2 separate regions of the Homo sapiens genome follow, and region 1 is linked to region 2. Evidence: chromatin loops called from intact Hi-C (ENCODE). Cell type or tissue: heart right ventricle. All regions are shown on one strand.

Evidence for each region. Hi-C counts contacts between places; a loop is a spot of excess contacts. Peaks named below come from ENCODE experiments on the same cell type or tissue, not always from the same donor. Only the 100,000 strongest peaks of a DNase experiment are listed, where the experiment ranks them.
Region 1: it touches region 2 in a loop (9-fold over the local background); 33 of 110 quality-filtered maps call a loop at or near these places.

What each region holds. Positions count from the first base shown.
Region 1 is chr5:173,754,943-173,759,942 of GRCh38, forward strand. LOC124901138 (a long non-coding RNA gene) reads right to left here. Exons shown (of 2, transcript XR_007059060.1): 2 at 3,702-5,000. Among named protein-coding and RNA genes, the nearest start is that of LINC01484, 11 kb to the left of the region's middle. In heart right ventricle, no CTCF peak of the experiment used is centred here; no DNase peak of the experiment used is centred here; H3K27ac peaks cover 836 bases.
Region 2 is chr5:173,971,163-173,976,162 of GRCh38, forward strand. No RefSeq gene overlaps it. Among named protein-coding and RNA genes, the nearest start is that of C5orf47, 16 kb to the right of the region's middle. RefSeq lists an enhancer at 2,030-2,109. In heart right ventricle, a CTCF peak has its summit at 2,193 (motif pointing left); a DNase peak (open chromatin) is centred at 2,199; H3K4me3 peaks cover 1,219 bases; H3K27ac peaks cover 1,000 bases.

The DNA of each region.
Region 1 (5,000 bases), 220 kb before region 2:
CCAAGAATCTTTGTCGTCTGTTGCCCCTTTCTTAGCTTTTAATGTGATCAAAACTCTGGTCTGGACTGAAGCCTAGAGAAGTAGACATGTTTGCCCCAAGGCTGTCTGAGGAGTGAGGAGCTAGGGCAGGATTTGAACTAGATATGTCTGACCCAAGCCCCATGATAAGGCCGTGTGTTCTAAACTCAGGCAACTGTTATGGGTGCAAATTCCTTCCCTACTTTGAGCTAAAATCCCCAGCCTGCCATTTGCATCTGATAGTGTTCTATATTCTCAAAATAGAAGTCACTCTGGCAAATATTTGGCATTATATTTCTGTCTTTCCTAATGCTCCTCTGCTCTTCCAACTTTTTTTTATTAGAAAGGATGTTGAGTTCCTTTTTTTTTTTCTCCTGTGGCTCTTGCTGAACCTGCTACCCTTTGTCAAAGTGTCCCTTTAAGCAGTATGCCTGAAGTCGAATGGGCCACTTCCAATGAGGGCTAAAGTGCGGGAATGAGCAGGCTTCCCATCTCCAATAGTGAGTGCTTGCTTCATCAGCTTTTCTGTTGGGCACACCCTACAAAACATGATCTTTGAGTCCTCTGGAACCACCAGTTATGGGCGTGCTTCAAAGGGGAGGGTGCCTAGGCACCAACATGCATTGAGCACCTCATGGGTTCCAAGCTTAGTTCACACACAGTGTTGCTTTGAGTTGTCTCCATATGTCTCTGAAGCAGGTCTTATTAGTCCCATTTTGCAAATGAGTCAACTGAGGTTCAGAGAAGGGCTATAATTAGGATCACAGAACTAAGCAAAATCTCCCAATCTTTTTGCCCATGTGGTCAGGTTTTGAAGCCCAATGGGCAGGACCGATAACAACCACTGTGAAAATAGTGAGTTTGGATTCAGTTTCTCAGACGTGACATTCATAATATGTTGGAGTTCCAAATGTTTCAGGACCCAGAGTTGGGGTATGATCCCCAACTTCATCATTTCTCTGAATTTCATCATCATGGCATTCATAAATGTCACAAATGGGACAGTGTTGTGTTCAGACTCCTGAAGTCTCCATCAGAGACCTGCCCCATCCCAGTCTCTATGGTCGCACTGACCAGCACTTTTCATGTCTTGACCCAAGGACAAGAAAGAATCCAGTGAAAATATCTTCACTCCCGCCCCCTGCCACCAAACTTCTTCAACTTGTCCGAGTGGGTATTACGCAAAACCATTGTGGTGGGCATTGGTGGTTTTCAACCTACGTTTATTTCTTGTTTGGGGTTAACATTTTATTTACTTTGGGGAATAGAATAGATTGGAATATTGCTTTCGATTCTTCATTCCCCTTTAAGAGAATTAGACATCCATGCCCTTCATCACATGACTTTTCAGTATCTCTCCATTGAAGGGGAGAATTTGTCTCTCCAAGGGACTGAAGTCGAGCTTGGCCATGTGACTCTTGTGAACCGGTGGCACATGAGTGTTTGCGAGCTGAGCAGAGGCTCTAAATGTGTTTGTGTGATTTGGTCTTCTGTGCCCCTATTATCCGGTGAGAAAAACATGTGTCCTGGTCTATACAGGATGAGAGGGACACGGTACAGACCCAAACCCAACATTAGTCTAGAGTCAAGCCCAGTCCCTCCCAGCAGGGACACAACTTTTTCTCAGATTCATGAGTAAGAAATAGAAAGGCTTGTTAGCATAAGCCACTGAGTTTTGTAGTTGTTTCCCAGAATTAGTGCAGTGATAACTGATTAATGACTACAGGGGTGCATCCCCTGTCCCAGGCCTTCAACACCAGGGTGGGGACCATGACCCAAGCTTGGTCAGGAAGCGTATCTGTGCCGACGACTCCTGATTTCCCATCTCACCCACTGTCCATTCTCTGCCCAACCCTCACCTGCTCCAAGCCCAGGCCCCTTCCTCCACTGCAGCCCCCACCTGACTCTGGTAATGCAGTTTCCTTTCCTGCCTCTCAAGCCAATGGGAGGCAAGAGAGTCTCCCTGTGGCTAGGTGCAGGTGCTCAACACCCTTGTGGGCTCCCTTGTCTCACATCTTAGACCTTTCATTCATTTATATTCCAAATCCCCACCGCACATACTGTCTATTTCCAAGTGAGATGGCCTGGTCCAGACCACACCCTTCATCCCAAATTCTAGATGCACCTGGGCAGTCACTTACACTTCATTTTATCCCCCAATTGAGAAAATAGGGATTATGCTGTTGCCCTTTCAATGCTGCCATGAGAGAGAAATGGGATCACGGATAAACAGTGGCTAGGCTTGTGTTATAGCCGCACGGTGGATTTGCAATACAGGTGAGTTCTCTGGGCCTATCTTGCTATTGCTAGCATCTAATGTGATGCCGGGAACACACCAAAGCATTAATAAATATTTGTAGACAGAAAAGCCCTCTGGCAGATTTTCTTCCTTTGACCTTTTGATTATTTTTCCTCTTGACATAACAGAATAAGATACCTAGTACCATGGTGACAATCTCTATAGAAATCCATAGCTTGCTCTCAGCACACCCGCAGATGCCAGTGGGAGGCTGGCATAGATTTGGACCAATAGAGAGGAGGCATGGTTAGCCTTGTCCTGGTTACAAAGAACATGTTTTTTTTTTGTTGTTGTTTTTTCCCCCTTTCAAATGGACCTTCCTGTCCCCAATGCAGCATCAACTAGCTCTCTCATAATGTGGGTTAATTTTCCATCAGCTCCTAGAAAGAGTGTATTTCCAGACTCTCTGGGGACAGACAGAGGAGTTTCAAACAGGATAAAGCAAGCTTCAGTGGAGAGTATTTGGAGTCTGCCGTGGCGTCAGGCTGCTCCAACCGCATTTCTGCCAGAGGGTGGGAACGTGTTTGCTTGGAACAGGTAATTCTTTCGGATACTCTAATCCGAGGTTTGAAATAGACTTGTGTTGCTACCAGAAACCCCTGTTGTGTGGCCTTTTCTTTGTTAGGCTTGTCCTGGTAAAGGCTGGGGATGCATTGGCTTGGGAGTGGAGGTCCTTTACTGAAGCCAGTGTGTCTGCCTCTTTAAGAGGGACCTCGAGGAGGGACAGTCCGAGAATCACAGAGATGAAAGCCAGATGGCCACTAAATAGGATGGCAGCGAGTGAGGAGAGGACGGCCAGCTGGGCTGTCTGCTTTATCACCTTGCAGTGGAGAAGACTTCTGCCTGTGGCTGCAGGTGGAAGATCTGGGGGTAGGGATGGCACCCTGAGCCAGGGCCCTCTGAATGGTCCAACTGGCCCCACCTTCTGCCCAAACCGGAACACAGAGTTCTAGACCCAGGAGACAGAGAAAGTCTGGGCCATGGAGTCAGAGAGGTCTGGGTTCAGATTCTAGCTGTGTCTCCCTGAACAGTGGTATAGTCTGTCCAACTTCCATTTCCTCGTCCATAAAATGGGTTGGTGATCCCATCTCACAAATTCACTGTGAGGCAAGTACAAAGAATACAACTTGAGCACAGTGCGTGGGGTATGGTTTTTCCTTGAGCAGGTGCTCAGGAAATTTCAGTGTCCCTGTATTCTGGAGAGCACTCTAATAATTATTTAACTAAGAGAGGGAGAAGGGGAACTTTTTTTCTGAGAGTCTGGGATCCTGGCCATTTAAAAATGAAATCCCCAAATCCTGCTTAAACACCTTACTAAGAATGCAAGTATATCACTCAGGGCTGGTACCAGATACCTGTAACAGAAAACCCAGATAACAGTGGCTTAAACAACAAAAGAGTTTACTTTCTTTTCTCTCATATAAAATAAATCCTGATGCAAAAAGTCAAAGGCTAGAATGATGGCTCCTCAGTCATCCCTTCCAAGAAGACAAGGCTCTATCTTTGTGCTCTGCTACCCTTAGAGAGTGGCTTCCTCTGTCAAGGTCACTGCATGGTCATGAAACGCTACTGCAGCTCCAGCCATTATGTCCACATTCCTGGCACCAAGAAGGGGCAAGCAGTGCAAGAGGAGGCACCTCTCAGATGAGTCAGCACTTTAAAAAATCTTTACCGGAAGCTTCTCCCAATGACTTCAACTTACATCTTATTGGGTACCCTCTATGGCAAGAGGGGCTGGGAAATTTATGGGGCAGGTAGACGCTCCCAGTAATAATAGGGGTTCTGTTAGTAGAGAGCAATGGCAGAATGTCACCTCTGCCATAGCCAACATGCAGCTTCTTCAACTTCCCTGGAAAGGTTTCCTGGGCATATTTCCCCAGGAACAATAAAGTATCTCAGGTTTTCTGCCTTCTCCACCGTCAGTCCTCACTCAGTGGACCAGCTGTTTCTGGAAAGGGCCACTGGTGAGAGTAAGGTCAGAACCCTGTGGCATACAGGTGGTCTCAGAGGCAGAGCTGCAGGAAGGTCCTGGCCACACCTCTGGCTGGCTGGCTATTCCTGGGTGAGTTACTTAACTGCACATCTCAGGATTCATGGATACCCTTAAGGATCAGTGAGATACTTGAACGCTCAGCAAAATATCCTGCAAGGGCCAGAGTCCAATAGGTTGTCAGTTGAGGTTAGTCCCCGACGTTTTCAACCTCCCATTGCCCACCTACCACCTCGATGTTAATAAAGCAACATCGGTTTTCATCCAACTTCAGATGATACATAGATTTTACGCATCAGGAAGGTTCAGAACCAGAAGCTCAGATGGATTACATGTGGGTACCAGGTTGAGAACCTACCTGGAGAACTCTAAAACCCAAAGGATAACCACTAAAATCTAAAATATTTTGCACTGTCTCATATCTGCCTATGTTACTGGCTGTACTAATTATCCATTACGGTGTCACAAATTACCCCAAAACTTAGTGGCTTAAAAGCCAGCTCAGTTTATCATCTCACTGTTTCTCTGGGTTGAGAAGCTGGGTGTGGCTTAGCTGGGTCCTCAGGCTCAAGGTCCCTCACAAGGCTGCAAGCAGGCTGTCCGTGGGGCTGTGACCATCTCAGTGCTGATATGGGGTTGGATCTGCTTCCCAGCTCACTCACGTGGCGGCTGGCAGGATCCAGCTCCTCATCG
Region 2 (5,000 bases):
GTTAGCCCAGTAGAGACTTTAGATTTTATTTCTAATTACACAGAGGGAGAGTCAGTGAAGAGTAGCTGCAGGGGAGGAATGGGACTGATTTGCGATCACCAGGACAACTGTGGGAAGAATAGATTGTAAAGGAGCCCGAGTGGGGCAGGAGAAGCCCTTAGGAGGGGATAGCAGTGGCGCTGGTGTCACTGGTGTCAGTGGAGGATGGCAGCAGAACCGGGCCACGTTAGCTCTTCGTGTCAGAGAGAACGTGGGCAGTGAGGAAGACACGTGCGCGTGACTTGAGAGTTGGCAAAGTCCCACGTGCCCTACTATTTTGGGAGGAAACACAATTTACAACGCATTACTAATCTCGTTCCCTTGGAACACTTCAGCAAAGGCAAAACTTTCATGAAGTCAGAAGGAAACAAGGCCAGTTCTAATCCTGCCTAGACACACAGAACCTTCAAAAGGAAGGTATCGATTACAAAGGGAGACTGTTACCCCAATCCCCTCCCTGTCCTCTGAAGTCTCATTGAAATTCTTTGCTTATCTGAAAGGGTATGAGATCCTGCTTCAACAAGTAAGGAGTGGTATTAATACTTAGTTGCATGAAACAGACTCTAATTCTGATCAAGCGGTGCTCTAATTTGGCGGGGGCGGGAAGGGCGGTTCTGGAAGGAAAATGAGATGGAAGTGATGATGCAGGCAACTTAATTAAGAGACTGGGCGCAAAACCCAGGTGTGTGTCTGTGTTGGTTTTGTGGTGTGGAGGCAGCAGGGGGAGGGAGGAAACACTCAGTTTTCCTGCTACCAGGTCTAGAGAATTGTATCTCAGTTCCCTGTAGGGGTGGGGCCCTCCCATTCCTTCAGGGTTGGGCCAGGTCCCCTGGGCCCAGGGTCCTTTCATTCACAAAGGACTGAAAATGGAGACAGCTGACATTATCTGAAGGCTGAACAATAGCCATAGAGCTCCACTGCCTGGTATCATAGCATTGAGCCCTGAACACCTTTCAACTTGGTACCATTATCACACCCTCTGTGGTAACCCACAAAGAATCCAATCTTCCCCTAATTCTCAACAAGAGCACAAGGATGTTACATTGTACTTTGAGGGTTAATAGCATTTATTTATTTGTTTAACATACACATTTAAAATATATCAATTTCTGTGTGTGGTTTTTTTTTTTTTTTTTTTTGAGATGGAGTCTTGATCTGTCGCCCAGGCTGGAGTGCAGTGGCGCCATCTCGGTTCACTGCAACCTCTGCCTCCCAGGTTCAAGCGATTCTCCCGCCCCAGCCTCCTGAACAGGTGGGATTACAGGCGCCCGCCACCACACCTGGCTAATTTTTATATTTTTAGTTGAGACGGAGTTTCGCCATGTTGGCCAGGCTGGTCTCCAACTCTTGACCTCAGGTGATCCGCGCGCCTCGGCCTCCCAGAGTGCTGGAATTTAGAGGCGTGAGCCACCGCACCCGGCCCACAATTTGTTTATTATAAAAAAGGAAATCTCTCTTCCCCTCAACACATAGAATTGGCCTGGGCCTCTTTCCCTCACAGAGCAGTCCTGGGGTTAGCACTTTGAAAGTTAGGGGACTTAGGAGCAAGGTGTGTTCCGGCTCCCCACTCCCCCCGAATCAGTCCCCTTTCCACTCTTGGGAACACAATGGAAGCTGCCAGAAGCTGTGGCAGAACTAGCGGAGGGTGAAGGAACAGCATTTCAGGCAGATGAGGTGGGTAGGCCCTTTCCTGACAGCCATCCCCGAGGTGTCCTCAGGGGACCATATGTCCCAGACCTGCTGCTGGCCAAATGGAATTCATGACTAGGAATATGCACCGTTTGGTTAACTGCGCTCCTGCAGCTGTTTGATGAGGGGTGGGGAGGGAGGAGCCAGTCACCTCTTTTGTGGGCTGAAATTCCATCTCACGTCATGGATCCTGGGCTCCCAGGCTGCGCACCCCCAAGCCCGCCTGCCTCTCTCCGCTTGCGCCGCGGCTCACGGGGGTTGGAGACGCACCTTCTCCACGTGCCGTTTTCAAAAAGCTCAGGCAGGGAGTCGTGTTTTGAGTTGAGGCTACTCACTTCACTTCTTGGTAATAATAAAAATTGAGGGAGGCGGCGTCGGGGGAAAAAAAGGGTTTCCTTCTTAAAGGGGAAGGGGGGAGATGAAAAGGGACGACTTTATCCGGGAGCTGTGACTGCCACCTGGTGGACAATGTCAGCTGAGCAAGACAAAGGCTCCCCGCTTCCAATCAGCCCTTCCTGCATTCTTCACTCTTCTGGTCGACTGTCTCCCTCCGGGAGAAGCTCCGTGGAGGGGAAGAGAGAAACAACCATAACACAGTGTGACGGATGCTGTGATTGGCGCGGTCTCGAATAGGGGCTCAGGCTGTGGCAGCCAGAGCCACACAGCCTGGGTTTGAGTCCCTGCCCCGGGACTTCCCTGCCGTAACTTTGGCTGAGCGACTTAACCTCTCCTGTGCCTCCTCCTTCTTATCTGTAAAACGAGGCTCACGGCCCCTACCTCACAGAATTGGCAGTTCCTGTCTCCTAGGTCGTAAGGATGGAATAACGCACTCCATGTACATACCGAGCACGGGTCTGGCTCAGAGACAGGGCTCAGAAATTGGCTGGTAGCATGGAGAGAAGCCTGGAGCCACGGGAACCTCTGGATGGTGTCAGGTGCTCTGCGGCCCACGGGGGCGGGGGAAGGACTAGTGAGCAGAAACTCCTCCTCGCCTTATCAGGTGAGAGAGACAGGCATGAACACTTGAATGAACAGAAAAGGCACGTTCCGGCCCCATGGTCTCCTTGGGGAGGTAGACTTGTACACAGGTGATTATAATTTGTAATAAGCATATTCTGGGATGGGATGCAGTGCCATAGGAGCTTCCCCACCTCGGGAGTGGGCAGACTTTGGGGAAACAGTGGAGGTGGCGCACGCTGGTACTGAGGGTTGGCCCCTTGCTGCAGGTGAAGGAGATGCTGGAGATGATGTCTAAGTGTTGAGATAAGCCACAGTCCTCTCCCCCTCTTACCAGAACACTCGAGTCCCAAGAGGCTGGTGGTGGTGGTGGTGGTGGTAGGGGGGCAGGTGCTGATATGAGGCTGAGGTGGGGGAGGGTGACAATAAACAAGTACACAGTAAATAAGAGAATTTCAGAGCATGGTAGAGACAATGTGTGAGGGAAGGCGCAAGGACAGAGCTGCTTTGGAGAGAGGGGTCCAGGATGGCAGCTCCCAAGAGGGGCCTTTAGGCTGAGATCTGCACCGTGAGAAGGTGTAAGCTGGGTGCACCCTCACTTATCAGGCTCTCGTGTCATCCTGCTGGGCATCCTGTTAGCAGCCCCGCATGCTGACTCTCGTGGAGAACAGGGAAGGCCCCAGGTGACTGGGACAGTGAGACAGCTCTGTGACTGTTCCATATGGACAGGCCAAAACAGGGTTTTAAGGCACAGTAGCTTCAGTCTCCTCTGTTGCCTACATCTCCTCCTTCCCTGTTCTTCTGTCTAAGCGGAAGGAGTTAGTATCAGATTTGATGTCTCTCCTACCAAAATAAACACTAGATTTAAAAATATATATTTTATATTTATATAAATATATATTCAAAAGGACTGGAGAGCTACTGAGGTGGTAAGACCTTGAGGCCGGTTGTGCACAGGTCTGGGCAGAAGACAAGCACCACGGTGATGCAATATCCAGCATGACTTCTCCTCCAGACATTGGCTGATCGTGAGTGACAGCCTAGAGGCTAAGACGCTGAGCTGTAGGTGGCCTCATGGGGTGTAAGGGACAAAAATAAGACCAGGTCCAGAAAGGGCCCTGATAAACACCCTGGACTTTCAACTGGGGCATTTAAGAGCGAGAGTCTAGAGAGTAAGACCAAACAAGATATACACTAGCCTTTGTAAAGACTGAACCCAGCTATAAATCAGCTTGATCCCAGATAAGGAATTAAGATGAACTTCCTCTACCTCAGCTGCCCACCAGAAACAAAAGTAAATTCTCTCTGGAGAATGATAACATTATCTGGAGTTTCAAATAATCTCTACAATTTTTATTACACACCATCTGGTATTTGATTTTAAAAATTTTTCCAGCATGCCAGAATTCAAAATCCAATGACTAAAAAATAAGAGAAACAAATGGCTTCGGTTACCATAATGGTAGTTTTAAATTTTCAATAGTTTTTTGTGGAACAGGTGGTGTTTGGTTACATGGATAAGTGCTTTCGAGGTGATTTCTGAGATTTTGGTGCATCCATCACCCAAGCAGTGTGCACTGTTGCTGCTACACCTGAGCAGTGTAGTAGACTACCCAATGTGTAGTATTTTACCCCTCACCCTCACTCCCACCCTTTCCCCTGAGTTCCCAAAGTGCACTGTATCATTCTCATCCTCCATCCTCATAGCTTAGCTCCAATTTATAAGTGAGAACATACAATGTTTGGTTTTCCATTCCTGAGTTACTTCACTTAGAATAATGGTCTCCAACTCCATCTAGGTTGCTGTGAATGCATTATTTTATTCCTTTTTATGGCTGAGTAGTATTCCATGGTGTGTGTGTGTGCATATATATATATATATATATATATATATATATATATACATTTTCTTTATCCACTCGTTGCTGAATGGACATTTGGACTGGTTCCATATTTTTGCAATTGCAAATTGTATGGCTATAAACATGCATGTGCAAGTGTCTTTTTTTTTTTTTTTTAAATAAAATGACTTCTTTTCCTTTGGGAAAATACACAGTAGTGGGATTGCTGGATCAAATGGTAGATCTACTTTTGGTTCTTTAAGAAATCTCCCAACATGGCACATATATACATATGTAACAAACCTGCACGTTGTGCACATGTACCCTAAAACTTAAAAAACTTAAAGTATAATAATAATAAAATTAAAAAGAAATCTCCACGCTGTTTTCCATAGTGGTTGTACTAGTTTATATCCCCAACAGCAATGTGAAAGGCTTCCCTTTCCACCACATCCACAGCAACATTACCTATTT